Regions from separate parts of the Homo sapiens genome. Here region 2 is linked to region 1. Evidence: chromatin contacts called from ENCODE Hi-C or POLR2A ChIA-PET data. All regions are on one chromosome and are shown on one strand. The core of a region is the stretch at or near the end of the contact, and the rest is flanking DNA. Distances in the headings are between cores, read along the strand shown. Region 1 has its middle 4.7 kb from the start of MIR6080. Region 2 overlaps SMURF2 (SMAD specific E3 ubiquitin protein ligase 2).

The links. Hi-C counts contacts between places; a loop is a spot of excess contacts on that map. ChIA-PET counts read pairs that join two places held with the same protein, here RNA polymerase II (POLR2A). Pooled maps may share reads with other maps.
Region 2: a pooled map shows a loop between it and region 1 (2.2-fold over the local background). The contact joins two enhancer-like sites. A Hi-C loop is called at or near these places in 3 of 50 pooled maps. POLR2A ChIA-PET finds 5 or more read pairs at or near these places in 4 of 52 experiments (Caco-2, MCF 10A, Panc1 and 1 more).

The regions. Positions count from the first base shown.
Region 1 is chr17:64,772,256-64,779,794 of GRCh38, reverse strand. It overlaps the pseudogene ARHGAP27P1-BPTFP1-KPNA2P3 and the pseudogene ARHGAP27P1. Among named protein-coding and RNA genes, the nearest start is that of MIR6080, 4.7 kb to the left of the region's middle. RefSeq lists silencers at 733-792, 953-1,172 and enhancers at 659-1,327, 1,328-1,997. Within about 2 kb of position 2,839, at least 18 of the 41 ENCODE cell types and tissues checked have a DNase peak (open chromatin) inside an H3K27ac peak, as active enhancers do.
Region 2 is chr17:64,630,908-64,638,446 of GRCh38, reverse strand. The region is part of intron 1 of SMURF2 (SMAD specific E3 ubiquitin protein ligase 2); the gene reads left to right. Among named protein-coding and RNA genes, the nearest start is that of SMURF2, 28 kb to the left of the region's middle. Within about 2 kb of position 2,631, at least 3 of the 41 ENCODE cell types and tissues checked have a DNase peak (open chromatin) inside an H3K27ac peak, as active enhancers do.

The DNA of each region.
Region 1 (7,539 bases), core at 1,590-4,089:
TCGGGGGGCGGCGTGAGAGCCGGAGAGCAGGGGGCGGGGGCGGGCCCGGCTCGGGCTCACGTCTGCGTTGAAGCCGCTGGGGAAGGGGAGAGAAACCGAGAGAACCGGTTCCCCCGCCTTGACAGCGGAGGCCCCCACACCAAGGCCCTTGGACTAAGCGGGGCAGGGACAGCCTCCAGGTAGAGCTGTTCGCCGGGGCGCCTGCAGAGCCCGCATCCCAACCCTGACCCCGGGGCCGGGGCGCAGGCTCCTGGAGGGAGGCGTCCAGGCGGGACAGGGCCCGGGGAGCGGCAGGAAATGGGCTGCTCTTCCCACTTGACTGACGGGAAAACTAAGGCACGGTCAACTATCAAGCAAGCGTGGTGTCGACCTTAGAGCAGGTAATCACCCCTCGTTTTAAAGCCAAAGTTTCCCTCGCAGTCGATTTGGACCAAGACTACCCACAATCTCCCCACCGCAGGACTGAAGCGAGGCTGAAATCTTAGAATCAACCCCACGGAATGAAGAGGTTGTCCTAATTCCAGCACTGAGTGTAAGAATGGAAGCCTTGCATGTGATTTTATTCAAGTCCTCATTTTAGAAATGGGAAAACTGAGGCCCGAAGGCGAACGGCAAGTGCAGCATCGGGACTCGAACCCAAGTCTCTCCTCGAGTGCTGGGCTATTCCGGGCTCAGTGGTCTTGACTTCCGCGGCCCTCTTCCTTGTTGCCTGCAGGAAAATGCCGCGGCCGCAATGGCGGCGGATGTGGAGGGGGACGTGTACGTACTGGTGGAGCACCCCTTCGAGTACACCGGCAAGGACGGGCGCCGCGTGGCCATCCCGCCCAATGAGCGCTACCGGCCGCTGCGGCGCAGCACAGAGCACTGAGCATTGGTGGCACGTGCGGCGCAAGCCCGGCGGCCGCCCCTTCTACCTGCCCGCGCAGTACGTGCGCGAGCTGCCTGCGCTGGGCAACCCTGCCGCTGACGCGCCGCCAGGTCCCCCCATCGGGACCCGCAGCCCCTGAGCCGCTCGCCTACGACTACCGGTTCGTGAGCGCGGCTGTGGCAGCGGCCCCCAACGGCCCCCCAGCGGAGCCCCGAGGCGGGGCCAGCTCCCTGTGCGGCCCTGCGCAGCGCGGCGCCGCGAGCCAGCGCAGCAGCCTGGCGCCCGGCCTGCCCGCCTGCCTGTACCTGCGGCCCACGGCGCCCGTGCGGCCCGCGCAGTCCCTGGACGACCTGACGCGCGCCGTCGTCTCGCCTCCCGCCGGCAACCTCGGAAGCAGCGGCAGCTTCAAGGCCTGCAGCGTAGCGGGCTCCTGGGTGTGCCTGCTGCCCCTGTCGCGCAGCGACTCAGAGAACGTCTAAGAGGCCATCCAGGAGGTACGCGGCCCGCCGCGGTAGGAGATCGTGAAGCAGGTACGACCCCGGGCGCGGAGGCGGGGAGGCTCGCTGAGGACAGCGCCCGCAGGGAGCCTGGGCTCGAGGAGACCCACTCCGCTCAGCGTCGGGCATGACGCCCACCTCTGTCGGAAGACTTCGGATGAGCTCCCTCTCCCCAGCCGCGAAACAGTGCAGGCCCCCATCCCTCATCTGCAATTTCCAGGCTCCAAAGCTCCCTGGAAGCCCGAAAGATTTTTCGTAATCAAATTGGTGGCAAAATTGCGCTTGAACTGATATGAGGCTGTTGATGGTCTTTATTTATCGCACTTGTGTGAATATTCATGTTTTGCTGCAGAAATGCAAATAAGCTCGATGGCCGGCTGCTGCCCCAAGCCCTGCTGGGAGGTTATGTAACCTACAGCAGGTGGGTGCCACATATTATCTTTCCAAGTCCCAGCTGTTCTATATTCCGAAGTGCATCTGGGCACGGAACGGGGGATTGCGGGCCTGCCGCCAGCTCAAGGAGCCTGGAGTCAGATGAGAGGGTGGATGTGAAAGTCAGGCGTCTGCTTCCCTTTGAGGGTGCTTCCAGCATTTCAGTTCCTTTTTTTTTTTTTTTTTTTTTTAAAAGAACTCCTGATGGGTTTGTTTCAGAAAGACGTGTTAAGTGAGGTTGTTTTTTCCCCTCTTCAGAATCCAGTTGTGTTAATCTGGGAAATCGAAAATAGAGCACGTTTTACAAACACTCTTGCATCCTCAGAACACTCTGGGGGACTCTGACATTTTGAACTTTAGGAACTTTTCAGGGAGGGGCAGCCCGAGGGGGAGAAAAGGATGCTTAGAACCGTTCTGCCATCTGCCACCGGCCGTGTGATGATCTAGAGGCAGCTCTCTTCCTCTCTCAGGGTCTCGGTTTGTTCTTTAGCACAAAGGGAGGGGATGGACAGATGACCTCTGAACCTTGGGAGCCTCTGATTTATTTCGCTGTGCCTGATGTCATTACCATGAACACTGATGCCCACCATGTGCCAGGACTGAGTCCGGGATGCCCAGACGAAGGAGACACGCCTCCGTAGGCCCGCTGCTGGGTGTTCCCTCCGCCTGTCTCGTTACAATGCAGAGCTCAGGTTTTGAGACTAGGGAAAGGGGAACTGGATTTTGCTGGGGCAGCTGCCAGCTGCTGACAGCCACTTAACTTACAAGCGAGGACCACCCCCTCCCCCCCCAGGCCCAGCGTCCTCTGGTGTAAGCACAATACCTAAGGATTAGGGTTGTGAGCCTTAAATGAATTAAGGCTTCGAAGCGCTTGGCAGCAGCAGGGGGTCCACCCAGACTGGGTCATCCTCGTTTGGCTTCCCTGGGTCTGCGCCGCCTTCACTCTGGCTCCTGCAGCGGCAGCCCGCCGCCTTGTGGCCAGGGTGGAAAACGGCACCCGGCGGGCGGGGCTGGAGACCGCGGCTGGTTCCTGTTTCGCGCCCCTGCCAGCCAGCCAGGCAGCTTCTCTGGGATGGGTGGCTGGATGCCAGCGCTCTTCCCCCGCAGCGCCCCTCCGTTTCCTGCGCAGGCTCCCGGTGGCGCACTTCCCGGCCTCTCCACATTCTCTGTCCTAGTGACGGTGGGACGGTGCCTGCCCGTCTGAGCGGAGCCCCTGGAGGTGGGGGAATGGCCTTGCTCTTTGAACCTCGCATCTGGCCCAGGGTCTGGCTCAGACAGAGTGCACAGAGAGTGTATGTTGAATAGGGCGGAGGTGCGGCAGCCCCTTACCTATGAGCCAGGCCTCTGTAGGTCTGCCCAAGGGCCACCACCCCAGGCCCCAGGACCAAAGAGGAAGGAGACTGCCCAGGTCCTGACATCTCCTGAGAAGACAGATCACCCCGGCTGCCAGGGCGCCTGCCAGGTGGCCCCTCTGCCCATCCTTCCTCCAGCTCCCAGCAGGTTCCCAGTTGCAGTGGCATATGGGGGGAGGGGCACAGGTGATGAGGGCAGGGGACTTACCCAGGGGGGAACTAGGACATTGGCCAGAGACAGGCTGCTCCCTGGCCCCACTTGTGGCCCTAATTCACTATGTGACCTCCACAAGTCACTTTGCGTCTCTGGTTCAGTTTCCTCCCCTGTGCAATGAGTGCAATAATACCACGTTCCCTGCCACGGAGCTTTATTCAAGAGGCAGCTGTGGCTCTCCCTGGTGCTCCACCCCCAACAAAGTCCAGGGTAGGGAGTTGGTCCTGCCCCCACAAGGGAACCCCACCCCTGCCCTTAGTTGTCCCAGGCGGCATTTCCCCACCATAATCCTCCAGGCCCATTCACTCGTTCATTAGGCATGAACTAGCCAAATAGCTGCAGAGCCCTGGTGAGCCTTTGGATCTAGAGAGGACTCAGGCACAGCCACGGTCCTGGGGGACTCACCCTCTTGGATAGGAGGCCAGCAACAGAAGACATGGGGCCGGGGCTCAGAGTGGAGCATGGGGTTGAGAGTGGGTGCCCACCGGGGCAGGGCCTCATGAGCCCTTGCCAGGAATGTGCACGTTATCCTGCAGCTGCTGTGAGGCTTTTAGCAGAGACAGGAATGGGATTGAGAAAAAAATCCCTGTGGCCAGGGCCTCAAGAATGGCCGAAGCTCTTGGTGGTCTCGTGGGCATGTGGTGGTAACAGAGGTTTGGGAGATGGATGGGCAGGGTCTGGGGGCCGAGGGAGGTGGGAGGGAAATCGGGTTGAGTTCAGATTCCCAGCTGGCACTTGTGGGCAGACAGTGGTGCTGCTTACTGAGTTGGGGGGTGGGGGGGACTTGGGGAGGAGCAGGGTGGAGAAAGGTGGGGCCTGCCTGGATTTAGGTGCCAGACAAAGGGAAGAGAAGCATGAGAGTGCTGGCTCAGAGGACAAGAAGTGTCCAGAAGAAAGATGCACAGGAAGGTGACGTGAGAGAAAGGCCATATAACACTTATCCGAAGTGGCCACTAGAAGCTCAGCTGGTCAGGGGGGTGCTGAAGGCAGAGGGCAGTGGTCAGGAGTGAAGTGAGGGTGCGAATTGAGTGTGTAGACAACAGACAGAAGGAGAGAGAGAGACACAGCGTGGCCAGAGGGGGTGTAGGTCATAGATGGAAACATCCCCAGGTTCAGGTGGGTGGGCAGGAGATGGGGAGGCTGAAGATGGGGAGGAGATTGTTGCTGAGAAGGGATCTCGGAAGAAAGTGGGTGCAGAACAGAGGGGGCAGGATGTGGGGATGGCATGGCACGGGGGCACTGGGGAGTGTATAGGGACCCCCGTCTGTCAGGCGGCAGCTCAGGGCTTAGGGCAGGCTACTGGGCAAGGCCAGGGACCCCCAGAACAGAGGAGTTCCTGCCATGGATGGTGTTTCACAGCCTTGTCACTCCCCATGCACTCTAATCGCACATATTGAGTACTTGGTGTGGGCTGGTCACTGTGCTGGACACTGGGGACAAAGTGTGGTAAGACGCAGTCCCAAAGGGGCTAACAGTCCTGTGGGCTCTTGCTCAAAGGCTTGTAACCCAGGGTTAAGCTCCCAGCAGCTTGGAAGGCAGGTGTAGGCACCTCCATTTGCCCTGAGTACAAACAGAGGTTCAGAGAGGTTTAGTGACAGGACGAAGCTCATACAGCCAGGAAGTGGCTGTGTCCAGGACAGTTCCAGGCCCCTGACCCCAAGCCCCACCCTGGCCAGCAGGTTCAGTTTCAGCCAGGTGGCCTTTAGGGTTGGCCACCCTGTTCCTCTCAGCAAGAACAGTACAAGCTGAAGGCAAGCAAGCGCTCCTTCTTCTGAGCATCCTGCGTGCCCAGCCCTGTGGTGGGAGAGTTGATGTCCCAGGAGAGGGACGTCTCCTGTTCTCTTGCTGCCCAGGAGAGGGCAGAAGCAACCCCTTCTGAGAGGGGAGACAGGGAGACAGGGAGAGGTAAGCAGGGATGACTCCTCCTCTCTCCCAAAGAGGCCACTCAGGGAGCCCTGGGAAGCCAGGCCAAAGGCGGTGCAATAAAGGGGCCTCTGAGACTCTTCCCCATGGCTGTGGTCCTGGCTCTGGGATCTCAGGGTGCAGTCACCATCCCCACCCAGAAGTGGGAAGGCCCAGGTGGGTGGAGCTGGCCTGGAGCCCGCCCCTGCTGCTGGGGCATTGGCCGCTGGGAGGGAAGTTCCAGCCGGTCTGCTGCACCTTCTTATACAAGCAACCCTGGAGGCGCCGCACCTGAGCAGGCAGCCCCGACTGGAAGGAGCGGGGGCCCTCATTTCTCCTCCTCCGCTGGGAACTGTGAGTGAGCCCTTGCCCCTGAGGGACTAGAGGGCGGCCACAGCAGTTTCTCCACTCTCTCCCCTCCCTTTCCCAAATCCTAAAACCCACCTGGGGGCCCCTCCTCTCTGGATCCAGGCCCAGCACCCACTTCCTAGGACAAACTCCGAGGGCAGCCCGAGGCCGCTGTGATTGAGAGAAAGAAACTGGCCTCGGGACAGACCCACCTGTCCCCACTCAGGGCCAGCCAGGGAGCCTTTGGCAAGGGGCGTTGGTAATAGCAGGAAGCTAAGTCCAAATTGAGGGGACTCCAGCTAGCCCCTTGCCTGTACTCCCTCCTCCAACAACCCTCACCCCCACCCTCCAGCTGGGGCAGCCGCCTCAGCTGTCTCCCTCCCAGGGACTCACCTGCAGCCCCAGGCTGTCCCAAGAGCCCCTCTGCCTGCCTAGGACCTGACTTAGGAGAGAGCAGCTTCTTGGGTACCCCTCCCACCCTCACCCCACATTGCTGTCCCCCCAGAGATCTCCCTGCACACCCCCCCAACTCCCCTGCAGGCCACATGGTCTCTGGGGGTCTCCCTGGAGCCTGCGCCTGGTTCTCACCTCTTTAGTCCCTGGCTCCCTTCGGCCCCCAGAGGCCTGAGATGGGCCCCACCTGCCCCCTCACTTCCTTCCCAGGCCTCAGTAGTTGACCTCACTCTAGACCTATTTTTTAATGTTTATTTTATTTTAATAGTTGTGGGGAGCACGTGGTGTTTGTTCTTTAGTGGCGATTTCTGAGATTTTGGTGCAGCCATCACCCGAGTGGTGTGCACTGTACCCAATGTGTAGTCTCTTGTCCCTCACCCCCCTCCCACCCTTCCCCCACTCCCAAGTCCCCAAAGTCCATTATATCATTCTTAGGCCTTTGCCTCCTCATAGCTTAGCTCCCATGGACCTATTTTCTCTGCCCTTCTTAGAGATGACTATGTCCAGTACAGGGAAGGGTGGGCATCAGTACTTCTGAATGCCAGCCTGGATGGGTGGTCAGTGCCAGGCCCTGGGGAATGGGAAAGTCCATGATCGTGACCAGGGGGTAGCTGCTGACCAGAAATGCGGTCGGGGCTCCATGCCTGAATGTTAGGGAGATTCAGAGCTGGATCTGTGCCGGGGAGTGAGAGGTCAGCGGCTGTTTGTTCATATTGAGGGGGAAATAGGGCTGCCAGGACTAGGGCTCTGGGGCACAGGGGCATAGGGGCACAGGTGCTCTTGCTAAATTTTGGGAAGCTCTGTTTCCAGATTGCAGAAGGATTCTGGTGTTGAGGGAACTTGCAGAGCTGTTGCCAGGTGAGCCCCGCAGGACCCTTCTGTCCAACTGAGGCCCCTGTGGGTGCCCACCCTGCCTCCTTGCCTTCTCCTGGCTGGGGGTCCCCTGTGAGGCATGAAGGGAGTGGGGCAGGGGCCCCCGTCCAGGCCTTTGTGTCTGTCTAGGGGCTGGGCCAGAGAGAGGAAGCAGAGGTAGCAGAAGGGCCTGCCTGCAGAATCCTCCCAACCTCCCCCTTCCTTTCTCCTCGTTGGCCCAGTTAAATGTGTAAATTACTATTCCCTCCCTATAAAAATAGCTTAACTCCATTACAAATATTTGAATAATAGGAGGAAATCTCAATCAAATGACTGTTAGCATGTTGGTTTCTTCCCATTTATTCTGCCTTCTTATGTGTATGTCTTGGGCAGTTCCCATAGAGACATCACAGCGTAATGACGATTGTGCCTTCTGCTTTTTCACTTACCATATTCACCTAGTCAGTGAATGTCAGCTGCTGTACTGGGCACTAGGGAGCAATGAAAAATAAAGGATGGTTCCTGCCCTCAGGTAGCTTACTGTCCAGGAGAAATTGAACAGCAGATCCAATTATGATATGGTATGGCATGGTAGTTATGGTATGGCAGATATGATATGAT
Region 2 (7,539 bases), core at 1,382-3,881, 140 kb after region 1:
GGCAGATCACTTGAGGTCAGGAGTTTGAGACCAGCCTGCCCAACATGACGAAACACTGTCTCTAATAAAAATACAAAAATTGGTCAGGCGCAGTGGCTCATGCCTGTAATCCCAGCACTTTGAGAAACTGAGGTGAGTGGATCACTTGAGGTCAGGAGTTCAAGACCAGCCTGGCCACCATGGTGAAACCCCATCTCTATTAGAAATACAAAAATTAGTCGGGCTTGGTGGCACATGCCTGTAATCCTAGCTACTTGGGAGGCTGAGGTAGGAGAATCACTTGAACCCAGGAGGTGGAGGTTGCAGTGAGCCGCCAAGATCGTGCCACTGCACTCCAGCCTGGGCAACAGAGTGAGACTCTGTCAAAAAAAAAAAAAAAAAAAAGAAAAAGGAAAAAAAAAAAACTCATGGGAAAGTGTGGTACTGGTGTAAGGATTGAGATATAGATCAATGGAATAGAATAGAAAGTCCAGAAAGAAAATTATACATTTGTGGTCAGTTGATTTTTTTTTTTTTTTTTTTTGACTAGGGCGCCAAAACCATTCAATGGGGAAAGATTAGTCTTTTTAAAAAATGGCATTGGGACCGGGTTCTGTGGCTCACACCTGTAATCCCAGCACTTTGGAAGGCCAAGGTGGGTGGATCATTTGAAGTCAGTAGTTTGAGACCAGCACGGTCCACATGGTGAAACCCTGTCTCTACTAAAAATACAAAAATTAGCCAGGCATGGTGGCACACGACTGTAGTCTCAGCTACTGGGGAGGCAGAGGTGGGAGAATCGCCTGAACCTGGGAGGCAGCAGTTACAGTGAGCCAAGATCGCACTATTACACTCCAGCCTGGGCAACAGAATGAGACTCCGTCTCAAGAAAATAATAATAATAATAATGTGTTGGACCAACTGGATTTCCACATGCAAAAGAATGAAGTTGAACCTCTACCTCATGCCATATATAAAAATTAACTCAAAGTGGATTAAAGACTAAATGTAACAATGCAAGCCATAAGACTCTTAGATGGATGGCTGGGTGTGGTGGCTCACACCTGTAATCCTGGCACTTTGGGAGGTCGAGACGAGTGGTTGTTTGAGGCCAGGAGTTCGGGACCAGTCTGGCCAACATGATGAAACCCCGTCTCTACTAAAAATACAAAAATTAGCCAGGAATGGTGGCAGGCACCTGTAATCTCACTTACTTGGGAGGCTGAGGCAAGAGAATCGCTTGAACCTGGGAGGCGGAGATTGTAGTGAGCCGAGACCGTGCCACTGCACTCCAGCCTGGGTGACAGAGCAAGACTGTGTCTCAAAAAAAAAAAAAAATCTCTTAGATAGAAACACAAGACTTTGGATTGGATTCTGTCAATTTAAACAAAAATCTTATTTATTTATTTTTGTAAAGATGAGGTCTCACTCTGTTGCCCAGACTGGTCTCGAACTCCTGGGCTCAAGAGATCCTCTTGTCTCGGCCTGCCAAAGTGACAGGATTACAGGTATTAGCCACTGCACCCAGCCTAGACTCTATCAAAATTAAAAACGTTTGTGTCCAAAAGGACACTAATAAGAAAGCTAAAAGATAACTCATAGAATGAGAGAAAATATTTATAAATTATACCTGATAAGGGTCTAGTATACAGAATATATAAAGAACTCTTTTTTTTTTTTTCTTTTTTTGAGGCGGAGTCTTGCTCTGTCGCCTAGGCAGGAGTGCAGCAGCATGATCTTAGCTCACTGCAACCTCCACCTCCTGGGTTCAAGTGATTCTTCTGCCTCAGCCTCCTGAGTAGCTGGGACTACAGGTGCACACCACCATGCCCAGCTAATTTTTTTTTTTTTTTTTTTTTTTTTTTGAGGCAGAGTCTGGCCCTGATGTCCAGGCTGAGTGCAGTGGCATGCAATCTCGTCTCACTCAACCTCCACCTCCTGGGTTCAAGCGATTCTCCTGCCTCAGCCTCCCGCGTAGCCGGGATTACAGGTGTGTGCCACCACGTCCAGCTAATGTTTATATTTTTAGTAGAGATGGAGTTTTGCCATGTTGGCCAGGCTGGTCTTGAACTCCTGATCTCAGGTGATCCACCAACCTCAGCCTCCCAAAGTGCTGGGATTACAGGTGTGAGCCACCGCACCCGGCCTTAAGGAACTCTTAAAACTCAACAATAAAAGGACAAACAATCCAGTTAAAAAATGGGCAGCTAGCCAGATGTGTTGGCACATGCCTATAGTCTCAGCTACTTGAGAGGCTGAGGTGGGAGGATCCCCTGAGAACAGCCTGGGCAGCATAGTGAGACCACATTTCAAAAAAAAGGGCAAAGGGTTTGAATAGACAGTTCTCCAGAGAAGATATATCAGTGGCCAAAAAGCACATGAAAAGATGCCCAATATCATGAATCATTAGGGAAATGAAAATGAAAACCACAATGGGATACTACTTCACGACCACTAGAAGGGCTATAATAATGGGAAAATAACAAATGTTAGCAAAGATGTGGAGAAATTGGAACCCTCATACATTGTTGGTGGGAATGTAAAGTAGTTCAACCACTCTGCTAAACAGTTTGTGGCAGTTTTTCAGAAAAATTAAACATAGTTACTACATGACTCAGCAATTCCATTCCTAGGTACATACATAAGAGAACTGAAAACATATGTTCACACAAAATCTTGTGCATAGTAGCATTATTCATAACAGCCAAAATAGTTGGGTGGAAACAACTCAGATGTCTGTCAACTGAATGGATAAACAAAATATGGCATATCTATACAATGGAATATTATTCAGCCATAAAAGGGAATAAAGTGCTGATGATGTATGCTATAGTATGGATGAGCTCAAAAAATTAGGTTGATTGAAAGAAGCCAGACACAAAAAGCCATATTGTTTAATTCCACTTGGCAAATCCATAGACAGAAGGTAGATTTTCAGGTTGCTAGGGGATGGGGGAGGGAAGATGGGGAGTGACTGCTAACAGGTAGTATGGGGGTTGTTTTGGGGTGATGGAAATGTTCTGGAATTAGATATTGGTGATGGTTGTACAGCACTGTGACTATGCTAAAAATTATTGAATTATACAGTTTAACTTGGTGATTTTCATGTTATGTGACTTTTATTATTTATTTATTTATTTTGAGACCTAGTCTCGCTCTGTCGCCCAGGCCAGAGTGCAGTGGTGTGATCTCGGCTCACCGCAACCTCCACCTCCCTGGTTCAAGCAATTCTCGTGCCTCAGCCTCCCAAGTACCTGGGATTACAGCTGTGCACCACCACGCCCAGCTAATTTTTGTATTTTTAATAGAGATGGAATTTCACCATGTTGGCCAGGCTGGTCATGAACTTCTGGCCTCAAGCGATCCACTCACCCTGGCCTCCCAAAGTGCTGAGATTACAGGTGTGAGCCACCATGCCTGGCCTTATGTGACTTTTATCTGGAAACAAATGGGAAAAAAACTTGTCATAACAAATATTATTATTATTATTATTAGGTTATGATGTTTGTGGCTTTTGCCAGTTTGTTAAAATTTATGATTTATTTTCTCATTCTAAATTGAATATTGGCTGTCAATACCCAATTCTGTGCTCTTAAAATGGAGCCTCCAAACTCTGTAAACTCCAGGCTTCATGAAATCTGAATGCACCCAGGATATGTATTAGCATCAGATAAAAATCATTCAAGGACTGTGTCTTCTTTTTAAGCTTGAATTGAACAAATATGTTTATTTCTGCTCTGTCCCCAAGCCCCATTCACAGTGAGTAAGAGAATGAAAACAGCATAAATCTGCAAGAGCAGAAAGAACAGGAGACAGTAAATAAGTGGTATAAAAAAACTTCAGGGAAATGGAAGGTGGTTGGAGTAGATTAATTAGCTGAGAAAGTGGAATATAAAATATCTACAGAGGCGGATACCAATTCCTTGCATGATTCTAGCCAGTTCATATCACCTATCTCTAGGAAGACTCAGGAATTGAAGGTGCCAGGTATCTCTGAGGGTGCAAGCAAGATGTGAAGCTGAAAGCAGGAAATGGTTTAAAGTCAGTGGAAAGTTCTATACATGCCTCATCCTAGGCAAGCAGATGAGTGTTCTTACCCAACCTCACAAAAAAGTCAAAGATTTATCTTGTGGAGAAAGCCAGACTGCCTATAGACCCAGGAATACCTGGTGCTGTGGAAGGTGGTAAAGAAATGCCCAGCTGAAAATGAGGGGATTTGCCACATCTTTAAATGGTGAAACTCCCAGCCCCCTTGTATTACTTAGCTCCAAGAATGCTAGCAGCCAGTTATTCTCTTTTTGTTTTTGTTTTTTGTTTTGAAACAGTCTCACTGTCGCCCAGGCTGGAGTGCAGTGGTGGGATCTCGGCTCACTGCAACCTCCAGCTTCTGGGTTCAAGCTATTTTTGTGCCTCAGCCTCCCAAGTAGCTGGGATTACAGGCGCGCACCACCACACCTGGCTAATTTTTGTATTTTAGTAGAGACAGTTTCGCCATGTTGGCCATGCTGGTCTCAAGCTCCTGACCTCAGGTGATCTGCCCACCTCGGCCTCCTAAAGTGTTGGGATGACAGGCATGAGCCACCACACTCAGCCTATATAAATTTTATGTTTTTACAGTAACTTTGTATGGAGAGTATAAAACTCTTCACAACATTTTTTTGGGGGGTGGGGGGCTAATCTCTTGGTAGTTGCCTGTGTTTATAAGTTACCTCTAAAGTTTAGAATTGAAAGTTGTTTGGTGTTTTCAGCATATTATTGAAGGCTCAGAATTGTAGGGACCAGAATTATTACTGATTCTCTAATGCCTCTAATCAACTGAAGTTGTAAGATAATTCATGTTATGTGAAAAACAAACCAATGATGCTAGTTGAATCCTGGAATTTAAACTTGCAACAAAGTGAATATGACATATTTAATGGTTATTCTTACTATATTGTATTGTAAATATATGGTAAAGGGATTTATGTATTTATTTTTACCCAGCTAATAAACATTTTCACCTGGGATGGAATGATACCGGTGTGGGTATGGAGGGTTTAAGTGGAAAGGGAGTGTTCTTTCTCTGTTTTTATACTCTGCTTTCTCTTTGAAGTTGTTCTTTCCTCTATTTGATTTTGAGGGACCCTGATTGACTCCCAGTACCTGGATATAGAAGAATCTATAGGTAGAGATCTGTTTTTTTGTTTTGTTTTGTTTTTGAAACAGGGTCTTGCTTTGTCACCCAGGATGGAGTACAGTGATATGATCATGGCTCACTGCAGCCTCGGCCTCCTGGGCTCAAGCCATCCTCCCACTTCAGCCTCCCAAGTAGCTGGGACTATAGGTGCGTGCCACCACGCCTGGCTAATTTTTGTGTTTTTATAGAGACAGGGTCTCCTCAGGTTGCCCAGGCTGGCCTCGAACTTCTGGGCTCAAGCTATCTCCCTGCCTTGGCCTCCCAAAGTGCTGAGATTACAGACTTGAGCCACCACATGCAGCCTCTACCTTCTGTTATAACAATAAATACTGTGTATCCCTATTTGCAAAGTTTTAAGAAACTCTTTACCTAAGTCATCTCACTTAATCCTCAAAATAATACTCTGAAGTAGGCGAGTACAAATACTATCATATTGTCATCAGAAAACACTGATCTCAGAGAGGTTAAGTCATTTGTCCAAGGGCTCACAGCCCTTCTCTTAAGCGTGGGAAGCTGGAATTTGAAACCAGATGTGTTTTATTCCTGTCTCTAAGCTCTGTGTTACACTGTCTTCCTAAATTGTTTAGGTCTCTTGACAGAAGTCTGGAGGCCTTTGAACAGTTTTTTTCCCCAAGACTTGTCTCATTTTCCCCTTCAGCTGAAAAGAGAATATAGGAAGCATTTGTAACTTCCTTAAGACCAGGTTTTAGGTCAAATAGGCTGACTATGTGTTTTGAATTAAGAGAAGTTTTTGTTTGTTTGTTTCCTGCCCATCTCTCTTTCCCACAGCTGCCCTGAGTATAAGTCAATTGGAAATGGATTTGGTTTAATAGACACACATTTCCTGGGAGGGTTGATGTTAGGAGTGTGTAGGGGCATGGTCAGTTATTAACCATGTGGTGTGGATTGCACGACACTTTGGCCAGTCTAGCTCCGGACATCTGAGCTAATGTATAAATTTGTGATTGATGTGGCAAGTCAAAATTTCTGGAGATTAAAATTTAGCTTTGCTTCCTCCCACCCACCCCTTTTTAAAAAGAGGTGGTGGCTTATGCCTGTAATCCCAGCACTTTGGGAGGTCGAGGTGGGCAGATCATTTGAGGTCAGGAGTTTGAGACCAGCCTGGTCAACATAGTGAAACCCCGTCTCTACTAAAAATACAAAAATTAGCTGGGTGTGGTAGTGAGCGATTGTAATCCCAGCTACTTGGGAGGCTGAGGCAGGAGAATTGCTTGAACCCGGGAGGCAGAGGTTGGCAGTGAGCCGAGATCGCAACATTGTACTCAGCGTGGGCGAGTGTGCCTCTGTCCACCCCCCCCCCCCCCCCCCCGCAAAAAAAGAGAGTCTTAGAATAATACTAGGGTGGTGGGTGGTTAATAGATGTTGAGAGGCAGATATGATAGCAAAGTGCAGTTTTGCTGACCCCATGTTGCTGATCCTGTCTGGTGTTTAATGAGCTAATCCATATAACGTGCATAAGCACCATGTCTGAGAAGTAGTAAATGCTCAATGCATATTAATTATTGTGTAAATATTTCTTACATCCAATAAAAAGTGTGAAAATGAGGGCAGAGGTGGAATTAGGGTCATGTCAAATTTCTGTTTTTTGTTTGTTTCATGGTGTTTTGTTTTTTGGGAGGGGGTGTTTAAGTGCATTTTATGTTCTGAGAGAGGAGATTTTAGGAGCTGGGCTGGTTTTCAAAGATGACCAGTCAAGGTGTGTTCCTCACCTGTGAAGGTTAGTTAATTCTCCTCTCTGGACTCTGGAACTTTGTCCTATTAAGTACTCTTTTTATCTTCTTTCAGAATTTAAATATCCACATGTGTCTCTCATCTTTAAAGTCCTTTCTTAGCCCATTTCCTTCAACCCCTGCATTTCTTCATTTTAGGTCTGACCTTTACAAAGAGTAGTCTGCTCTTGTGATGTGTATCCTTGTTTTCATCTCTCTGTCTCTCTCTCTCTGTCTCTCTCTCTCTCTCTCTCTCTCTCTCTCTCTCTCTCTCTCTCTCCCCCCCCCCCTCTCTCCCCCCCACCTCCATTCCTCCCTCCCTCTCCACCCCACCTCACCCCCGTCCCTCTCTCCCTTTTTTTGACCTGAGTAGCTGGGACTACAGGCACACGCCACCACACCCGGCTAATTTGTAAATTTTTTGTAGAGATGGGGTCTTGCCATGTTGCCCAGGCTGGTCTTGCACTCCTGGACTCAAGTGATCCTCCTGCGTTGGCCTCCCAGAGTGCTGGGATTACAGCATGAGCCACTACACATGACCTTCACCTTTCATTTATGCACTAACCCAGCCTTTGCCCACTACTCTTATGAAGCTGCTCTTAGGGAGGATACTAGTGCTCTAACTGATGAAACAGACTTTTCTGACTTGACCTT